2 separate regions of the Homo sapiens genome follow, and region 2 is linked to region 1. The links are chromatin contacts, found by Hi-C or POLR2A ChIA-PET in ENCODE. All regions are on one chromosome and are shown on one strand. The core of a region is the stretch at or near the end of the contact, and the rest is flanking DNA. Distances in the headings are between cores, read along the strand shown.

Evidence for each region. A loop is a pair of places that touch in the nucleus more often than their neighbours do. ChIA-PET counts read pairs that join two places held with the same protein, here RNA polymerase II (POLR2A). Pooled maps may share reads with other maps.
Region 2: a loop to region 1 is called in a map of Caco-2, with 8 times the contacts of the local background. The contact joins two enhancer-like sites. A Hi-C loop is called at or near these places in 16 of 168 maps with a recorded cell type or tissue (CD8-positive, alpha-beta T cell, Caco-2, Calu3 and 11 more), 1 of 37 single-sample maps with no recorded cell type and 18 of 50 pooled maps. POLR2A ChIA-PET finds 5 or more read pairs at or near these places in 2 of 52 experiments (K562 and OCI-LY7).

The regions. Positions count from the first base shown.
Region 1 is chr6:150,333,429-150,338,408 of GRCh38, reverse strand. No RefSeq gene overlaps it. Among named protein-coding and RNA genes, the nearest start is that of IYD, 33 kb to the left of the region's middle. RefSeq lists a silencer at 2,942-3,236. Within about 2 kb of position 1,953, at least 3 of the 41 ENCODE cell types and tissues checked have a DNase peak (open chromatin) inside an H3K27ac peak, as active enhancers do.
Region 2 is chr6:150,394,286-150,399,265 of GRCh38, reverse strand. It overlaps IYD (iodotyrosine deiodinase), which reads right to left. Exons shown (of 5, transcript NM_203395.3): 5 at 1-1,211. The coding sequence ends at 1,029. Among named protein-coding and RNA genes, the nearest start is that of IYD, 28 kb to the right of the region's middle. Within about 2 kb of position 3,730, at least 2 of the 41 ENCODE cell types and tissues checked have a DNase peak (open chromatin) inside an H3K27ac peak, as active enhancers do.

The sequences.
Region 1 (4,980 bases), core at 704-3,203:
CCCCCACCTCCTTTCCTCTCTGTTATCTCGGTATGGTTGCATTTGCAAGAATCACATCCCAGTTAATCTGTAAATTTCACGCACCCGATTCTGCCTTCCCTGGGACTGGATCTACAGTCTAGGGGTCTCCCATGATGTGTATGGGGAGGGGTCCAGACAGAGGCCCAGATTGTCACGGGTCCTCCTGGGTCACTGCTGAAACATCCCTCATCCTGCCCCAATGGGACCACATGGTCTGCCAGGCTCAGTGGCTCTTTCTGATGCCCCTTAGCCATGTTGTGAGGCTGCCCAAGGCCCCAGCTGCCTGACCTTCCCGTGGGCCTTCCCCACTCCCACCTAAGCCCCCTGACCACCCTGGGTTCTCTAGGAAGAGTGGAGAGCAGGAACCCTCTCAGTGGGATCCTCTGCACCCACATCCACCCCTTTCCTCACCTTCCTCTTCCTTCCTCAGCCCCCAGGGAACTCTTTCAAGTTTAATGGAAGGAGACCTTCTAAACATTTTTCCTGAATTGGGAGTCCCTTGCATTCCCCTAACACATTTTATTTTATTTTATTTTATTTTATTTTTATTTTTATTTTTGAGACAGGGTCTCGCTCTCTCACCCAGGCTGGAGTGCAGTGGTGTGATCTCGGCTCACTGCAACCTCCAGCTCCTGGGCTCAAGTGATCCTCCCACCTGAGCCTCCGTAGTAGCCGGAACTACAAGCATGAGCCACAATGCCTGGCTTATTTTTGTATTTTTTGGCGGACAGGGTTTCACCATTTTGGCCAGGCTGGTCTCAAACTCCTGGACTCAAAGGCATCTGCCCACCTCGGCCTCCCAAAGTGCTGGGATTACAGGCGTGAGCCACTACACTAGGCACCCACTAACACTTTTTTTTATGAAAACCAAAGCCAGAGGAGCCTTGCAGTTCTTTTCTGCCTTGTCACATTCCTCTAAGCAGGAGATCTACTTACTTTCTGAGAGGAGCAGGGGAACAGAGCATGTTACCGATTCACTCCCGACACGGCCCTCAGAGCCCTGCATCTTCCAGGTCCTACCAGCTCACAGCCTGCGCCGCAGCCACACTGCTCTTTCACAGGCCCTTGTACTCACCGGGCTCCTCGTGCCACAGGGCCTTTCCTCATGCTGTTCCCACTACCTGCAGGACTCTTCTCCTCTTGTCTAGGAATTAACCCCTTTCAACCCAAGTGTCACTTTCTCAGGAGCCTTTCTGTGCCTATTTGTTCCTTTTAAAAATATTATACGGCACAGCTACCTCTCCTAGTAGCCATGGTCCCAGCTGACACTATTCATGTTCTTGCCTCCATCTAGGCTGAAGCTCCATAAACACAGACTCTCTGGCTTTGGTATCATTCTTGCCTAGGTGAGTACCTGCACTCAAATGAATGCTGAGCTGAATGAATGAATAGATTTAGGCACTCGATAAATAAATGCTGAATGAATGAATGAATGAATGAGTGAACGAATGTGCTCCACTGCCTCCTTTTTCCTTACCTCTCTGTTCTTCTCTCTGTGAGCCCATCTGATTTAGATTTTATATCTATTATCTATGAATGAAATATATGTTTTCTCCTGGGCATTAAAATAATCTTCCACATTACATCTCTTTAAACCTGCCATCTTAGCCACTCAGGGAAGTAGCTATTCAGGGACTTCTTGCTAAATTTTTGACTTGTTATTTGGTTCATTTGTGGTTATTGTAATTAGTCCCTTTCAAATCATTTTCATCTTTTCTTTTTACTAAACCTTTGTTTTAAATATGAACCAGGCATTTCCGCCAGATATTTTGAATACTTTTTGACCTCACATTAGCCTGCAGTCTTATGGTCATGGGAATGAGAGATCTGAATTGCACGCAGTTTGCAGCTAAAGGAAACCACCTTTTGAGTTGAGTCTGGCAGATCTCGCAGTTAAACACAATGAACAGCCTGCTTTGTTTAATGACTGGCAGGCTTGTGAGTCACACTAGAGTAATTAACTGGCTCACTCACCCAGCTGATGAGCACCTTGTCAATGTGGTATCCACTTGCCAGAAATTTCTTTAGTTCTCCAACCAGACGATCCATAAATGTCAACACTCTTCAGAAACCAAAATTATATCACTGAACTGGGGTTGAGGAGACCTTTGGCGAACTTCTAGAAGTCCTGTTAGGCAGGATGTTTAGAGATGGTGGCTCCACAATTTCTATAGGAGAGAGTTAGGAGCAGCAATTGGTTGGAAGACAGGACTTAAAGTTGCTTTGGAGTGGAAAATGTCAAAATGTAATCTCATATAATGGGAAAACCAATTGATGAAGATCATGGCTGAAGACTGAAGGTTCCCATTCCCGATCTCTTGACACCAACAAGTATTTGAGTTCTTGTTATCACTATTTACACCTAATAACAAACTGCTAATTTTTCCTATTTTATTTTTCCTTCTGGAATAATAGTAACTTTTAATAATGGTGTTGCTACTTTAAGCCTTTGGAATTAATCTGCTTAACTCACTTTGCACCATGCCTAGTAGGAAAAAAAGGCTACTTAATAAATACGTCTTGATCATAAAACTATACAGCACTTGATAGATGGGATAGCCATATATAATGCCTTCATATATTTGGAACAAAATATCTTACTTTTGTGCTATTTAAGATTTAGTGCTTTCAAAAATAGTTGGTTTTGCTTTTGTTGTTGTTGTTGTTTTACTGTTTGTATTTTATTAATTTTTCTCTTTCTTCCCCTCTCCTCTCCTCACCTTTCTTCTCTCTCTTCCTCTCTTTCTTTCTCTCTCTGTCTCTCTGGTTGTCTTGGTCTAACAAAACATGGCTGGAAAAAACACTTAAAAGATCCTTTCCTCTTTAGAAATCAACTCATGAAAACCACCTAAGCGAAAAGGTAATATTTTTCAGTTTCAAAAAACAGCCAGACAAAATGTACTGAGAAGTTTCCAGGGCTCCAAAGTACAAAAGATGTCCCATTCAACAGTTAGGCTGTCATTCTCTGAGACGTTTGGTAACATTTCAAGATACATTTAGATCTGCAAATTCATTTTCCAAGAGGATTCACCCAAGAACTGACCTTGCAACTCAGATAAATGGCCACAAGGTGGGGTGAGAGGTACAAACAGGACCAATTGAAGCTGCTGCAAAGTTTCCATGAAATGTTGAATTAATACATTTTATTTTTCCATGACACAATTACCTATTAGACAATAGATCCTACATGGTCCTATTAGATTCTATCTAAACAACCACACTGTATTCTGAAGATTTGCATAAAGGAAGATTAACATGAACCGTAGAAGTATGGCTATTTGTGCACCTACCTTCCCTGACAGATAGGAAACCCCTGAGGCAGGACTATCTCTTCTCATCCTTGTGTTCCTATGGATTGATGGCAGTATAGGAATGGAACCTACCTGCCCTAAAAGGTGTTTGGCAAATGCTCGTGGAATTGAGGTCTTGGTCACCAAGAGGAACCACAGTGTAGCCATCAAATCCTGACATGATCACACCTTTCCCCTCTAATTTCTCTCCTGGGTTTTTCTCTTTGGGGCTGTGTCTTTCCCGACCGACTAGTCAGGTGCTCCCCCAGGCCTTGGCTGTGGGATCCCTGGCTACCGTGAAGAGTGAAAACAATATGAACGTGGCAGTCAGAAGACCTGGAGTAGAGGCCTGCCTGGCAGGACTTTGGTTAAGTGGGTGCAGCTCAAGGACAGAGACTGTGCTGTGCCCCTTTGGCTTTCAATGTGAAAATCCCCCTACAACCAGACACACAGAAAAAAAATCACCATAATAAATACAAGAAGGCCATAGACTGAGACTGGCTGCGTTACTATGACTGGTAAAGTGAGGGCATTGATTAAGACAGAATAGAATCCTGTCCGTTGGATCAGAGATGTGTGGGAAGACCCTGATGAAGCTGGGGACACTGAGACCCTAAATTCTGATGAGTCTTTTCTGCCAGTGAAAGAGACCTCGCAACCATCAGCAAAAGTGGCCTTTGCAAGCCCCAGCAGAAGCGCTGTCCCCAACCCGGGAGATGTGGCCTTCCTACCCAGCAGTGATACCAGCCTTTCTACATCCCTACGAGGGGTTTCACCTTGCATGGCCAGAGGAAATGTGAATGGCCTCCCCTGAGGCAGTTGCCATGCAAGGCAATGCTGATTCTCCTCAGAACCCGCCCCCCTCACCCCTGTTTGCTTCTAGACCTATGACCAGACTCAAGTTCCAGCAGGTTCCTAAAGGTGAGGGTCGACGTGTGGCTTGTGAGGAGCGCACTACACTGCAAAAAACTACTTTATGTTTCCAATTTATACAGACAGAAACCCAGGGAGAGTGTGCAGGGAGGGATATCAAGGGTATGGGATAATGGTAGAAGGAACATCAAGTTGGATCCGGCCAACTGTATTGGTGTGGGCCCACCAAACAGAGATTCTGCGTGCAGTGTTGCACACAGGGAGAGGGAAAGGGCTCTAACAGTTTGCTGGGTTGATTGACTGAAATGTGGGTCAAAAAATGGCCCGCCATGAGCAAACTGAAAATGTCCCATCTCCCTTGATTTAAGGTAGGGGATGGGATTCCAGGGTTTAGGAAGATTGGAATGTCAGAGTGGATTTGCCATTAAAGACCTGCTCACCTCCACTGGGAGGAGCCAGAAGACATACCTGTGGCAAATGCTTTAAAAAATAAACCGGTGATGACAGTCCTTGGAGTGTCCCTGAAGAGTGCTGGGACTGGTCTTCTCTGTAGATCAGAACTTACAGTGGGACCCCAGTCACACAATTTGAAGATCTCAAGGCAATGAGAGTAATTGGATCTCAGGATGGCAGAAGCCAAATGGCAACACTCAATCACCAAAGGCAAGGTGGGCGTGGCCACCGCAACAGGCAGTGCAGGCAAAGCCAGTAATCAGAGTAGCCTGACTCATGCACCCTATCAATTCGCACACACTATCAACTCGCACGCATTATCAACTCGTGCACACTATCAACT
Region 2 (4,980 bases), core at 2,481-4,980, 59 kb before region 1:
AACTCTCCCACCATGGGCAATTTCAAGCTATGAATGTTTAATAACTGTCTTGCAAGATTCTTGAGTATTGAGCAGCTTCTATGAACTGCTTACAAGTCAGATCTACCAAACCACTAGGCAGTGCAACTGACCGTTTACATGCCAGCCAGGCCCGTGCGACCCAAGGGTACCCTGTCCTGTTCTGTGAAGGTGACATTTTAGTAACTTTGTTTTTGTTTTTTTTGAGACAGGTTCTCGCTCTGTTGCCCAGGCTGGAGTGCAGTGGTGGCATCTCAGCATCTTGACTCACTGCAATCTCTACCTCCCGGATTCAAGCAGTTCTCTTGCCTCAGCCTCCTGAGTAGCTGGAATTACAAGTGCATGCCCAGCTAATTTTTTGTATTTTTAGTAGAGATGGGGTTTCACCATGTTGGCCAGGCTGGTCTCGAACTCTTGAGCTCAGGCAATCTGCCCACCTCGGCCTCCCAAAGTGCTGGGATTACAGGCATGAGCCACTGCGCCTGGCCATGTTTTAGTAACTTTGATGGTTACTTATTCAAAACTAGCAGAGTGTCCCTGAAGTTTGGTAAAAAAAAAAAAGTAGTTCTCAAAAATTAGTGTCTAAAAGCCACCAGAAATCAGAGAACAGGAGACCATTTGATTAATCTAAATTTAAATTCGAGTCATCATGTAGCTGAATTCTTGGGACTATGGTAAATTTCTGATTGTCTCCTCTATGTGAGTTTTTTAAAAATAAAAGAAAAAAGCCAATAGTGATTGTCTAGAATAACTTTTAAAATGTAAAAACCCGGGCATGTTCTTTGTAAAGTGTTCATGCATTTCCAAAGTGGATAAGAAACAGGATTTATGGGACTGGAAGTGCCACAGAGTGTGGAGAGGCTTCTTGACATAGTGTGGCCACCTGAGAAGAGCAATGAGGGGACCTGACACCTGGAGAAAGAGCAGCCAAGAGACCCAAGAGGAGCAGGCGAGAGGCTCAGGGAAAAGCAGGGGCGCCATCTCCCTGCCACTCCCTTGGGGGGCCCTGCCTACACTGTCACCATGATCTGGTCCAGAGGTTTGCGCTTGAGGTCAGGCACCGTGGCCTCCTTGCTGGGGTACCCCACGGGGAGCAGCATCAGCAGCTTTTCATGTGCGGGGCGGCCCAGGAGCACCCTCAGTCGAGGGCCACAGTTGAGAGGAGTGGTAGTGACAGTCACCAGACCTGCATTCTAAAATAAGAGGACAAGAAAGCATTTTAAAGTCAGCAGGCAGAATGACTGCTCTCCCTCTAACCTGGGGACCTTCTTGTCCTGATTATACCTGCTCTTCCTATCATTTCCCTGAAGTTGGGCAGCAAAGAGGCTGCCAGCTCAAGTAATGGCATCGTGAACCTCCCTGCCCCCATCAATCTCCCCACCCCCTCCCTTCTTTTAACCAAGCAGTGGCAAGCTTTTGGAAGAAGAAAAATACTATTATTTTTCATTGATGCTTAAGAAATAGGAATGGTTATTTTACAGAAAAATACTGTAGGAATCCAACTACAGTAGAGGAAAGGCAAAAACAACAGGGAGTTCCTTTTAGCTAAGGGGTTGGTCTGTGTCCTGGTACAAGAACCAAATGATAAGAGAGTCCACCAAAGCAGTGTCCTAGCCCAAATGCGACATAATTTTCCTACTAAATATACATATTCGGTTTTGTTTTTTGTTTTTTTTTTGAGACAAAGTATGGCTCTATCACCCAGGCTGGAGTGCAGTGGCATGATCTCGGCTCACTGTAACCTCTGCCTCCTGGGCTCAAGCCATCCTCCCACCTCAGTCTGCTAAGTAGCTGAGACTATAGGCATGCACCACCATGCCTGGCTATATTTTGTATTTATTTATAGAGATGGGGTTTTGCCATATTGCCCAGGTTTGTCTCAAACTCCTGAGCTTAAGTGATCTGCCCGTCTCAGCCTCCCAAAGTGCTGGGATTACAAGTGTGAGCCACCATACCTGGCCAATTTTCCTGCTAAATATTCTTTCCTGAACTCCAGTGATCTGCCTGGAATCTATGATTTGTTATCAATAACTCTAATATTGGCATTTGAACCCATATATATTTATGAACCCATATATATATGAACCCATATATAGATACATGCACACATGCACATATATGAATCTAGAGTGACTCAATATAGTTTCTTGCTGAAGGTCTCTTATACAACATCATCATATACTATACCTTGATTAACGAAGATTTCACAATACCTGAGAGACTGTTCTCAAGAATACATGCATCAAAAAACCTAACTGATTTCTTCTTTCTGTCATTAGCTCTACTTTATCATGGCGTTTCTTCTCCTTGATCATATCTTCACATAGTATTTGAACTTGCAATGGATAAATCTTAATTTTTTTTTTTTTTTTTTGAGACGGAGTCTCGCTCTGTCGCCCAGGCTGGAGTGCAGTGGCGGGATCTCCGCTCACTGCAAGCTCCGCCTCCCAGGTTCACGCCATTCTCCTGCCTCAGCCTCCCGAGTAGCTGGGACTACAGGCGCCCGCCACCACGCCTGGCTCATTTTTTGTATTTTTAGTAAAGGCCGGGTTTCACCATGTTAGCCAGGATGGTCTCGATCTCCTGACCTCGTGATCCGCCCGCCTTGGCCTCCCAAAGTGCTGGGATTAGAGGCGTGAGCCACCGCACCTGGCCAAGTCTTAAACTTTTTTGAGAAAATATTTACACCTTAATTTAGTGTCATTTTATATCTTGGTCCTTTTCAAGACATAGCTTTTACTCCATACTGAATTTTGTATGTCTCTAGCAGTAGAAACCTGCAAATACACAGACCATATTAAACAATTCCTCTTATTAATATTATTAATGTTAAGTTGACTTCTATTATTATTTTATCTTTCACTCTCTCGATGTGAGTACTTTGGTCTTATTATAGGTCAGGATTTTTTTAACTGGAATCCTCAGACCCCCAAAGGGCCAAGGATTGAATTTAGCAGGTCCATGAACTTGAATTTGAAAAAAAAAGTTTTCATATTCACTAACATCTAACTGAAATTTAGCAGTTTCTTCCTTTATAAATGTAGGCAGCAAACCACAGTAGTGTTAGCAATATCTATGACTTTATCACCAATGAAATCCACAGTTATTTTCATATCATTTTACAGTTGTTATAGATATTTTAAAATATCATTACATTCATCACTACTTTAAAATTATAGAGCTACGACTAGCTCTTGGTATTTAATATATTAATAAAGGCTTGTATATTATATTCTAAACAACAACCACCACGGCAAGTTCCTATGACTACAGAGCCAACCATGGAAGCAGAGCATCCCCACCCAGTGAGATGCTGATGCCCGTTGATAGGGGACTCAGTGGCCAAGGGGTACCCCATCGACCTCTTTCCAAGCCTCCAAATAACAAACATCTAAGTAAAAGCAATGAGTAGCTTCCAGACACTTCCCCGCCTGCCCCTCTCCAGCTTTTCCAATCAGATCACCACCTCTAAACCTGACCAGGAAGTTCTGGAAGCTGCCTCTACAAGACATGCATGGCGCGCTTATCAGACCCAGTCACCATACTGGAGATGCGGGCTTCATGGAGATTTTTCTTTCCTCCATCACTAATCATAACCTACTCTCGGGATTATGCCTTATGAAAGCTAGGGGGCAGCAAACTCAATGGCAAAGTGAAAAAGACTGCCTGCTGCAGAGGCACCTGGGCAGCCTTGTGAGCTGAGCTTGCTGCAGGCTTCGCTGCTTCTTCCAGGACCCTCAATCAGGTGGCGGTGCCTCGCAGTCTGATGCCGCATGGTGATTCCATTATTTACCTGCTTACAGATTCAGGAAGGAAATCAATGCCAGCTCCTTCAGGATAATTTTTCCAAAAACCTAAAACACATTTCAATGACTACATTTTGGGAGGTGTTATTCAACATACATGTTTTTCTTTGAGATAGTGAAGAAGCTCTCTTTTTTTTTTAATCCATTGTCTCTCAAAAGTATGGTTACTTGCTCTTATAATCTTGTTTTCTACATTTATTTTATGGGTTTACCATCTCTCTCTATCCACTACCCAGCCCCCAGTCTCTGCTAGAATATACAGTTCATCAGACAACTATCCCCAGTGGCTCCCAGGAACTGCCACGTAGAAGGAGCTCAGAGGCCAGGCATGGTGGCTTACGCCTGTAATCCCAGTACTTTGGGAAGCTGAGAAGAGTGAATCACTTGAGCTCAGGAGTTGAGACTAGCCTAGGCAATATGGCAAAACTCCATCTATACAAAAAATGCAAAAATTAGCATGGTGGTGCCTGCCTATAGTCCCAGCTATTCAGGAGGCTGAGGTGGGAGGATCACTTAAGCCCGGGGGTCAAGGCTGCAGTGAGCTGTGATGGTGCCACTGCACTCCAGCCTGAGTGACACAATGAGACCCTGTCTCAAAACAAAACAAAAAGGAGCTCAGAAAATATTTGTGGAGTGAATGCACTGTTGAGTGAATGCATGAATAGTTTGAAAACTATACAGCAATCCTGCTCCATTTCATGTTAGCATTGCTCTCGTTCCTATGCAGATGGAATTTTTGAAAAGCACATGACCTTCTTCCTAATGCCATGCAACGCAAACTTCTCAGAAAAGGGCCTCTATGAAGAGCCCTTCTCATGGCTTTTTAGTCATTCCATCATCTCTGAGAGCAACAGTAAACGTATCCAGGGAGTTAGCCTCTGTGACTTTTAGGCTCCAAAGTACTTCATGTGGGTCTGCCAAAACCCTTGAAACTTCATGTTGTTACAGATGACTGCAAACACAACACCAATTTTTCTAACTTGAAATGATGTTATAAGTGAATTCCCAGCTTGCTGAACCATCATAGTCACCAATCCAGGTTTCCAGAGTCAGTTTTCACATCAGAGTTACCTCACTTAGGAATTCTACTTTAGATTAAAAAAAAATTTCCAAATGTCCCTGAATTGAAAACTCAGCTGAAATGTTCTAATAAGGC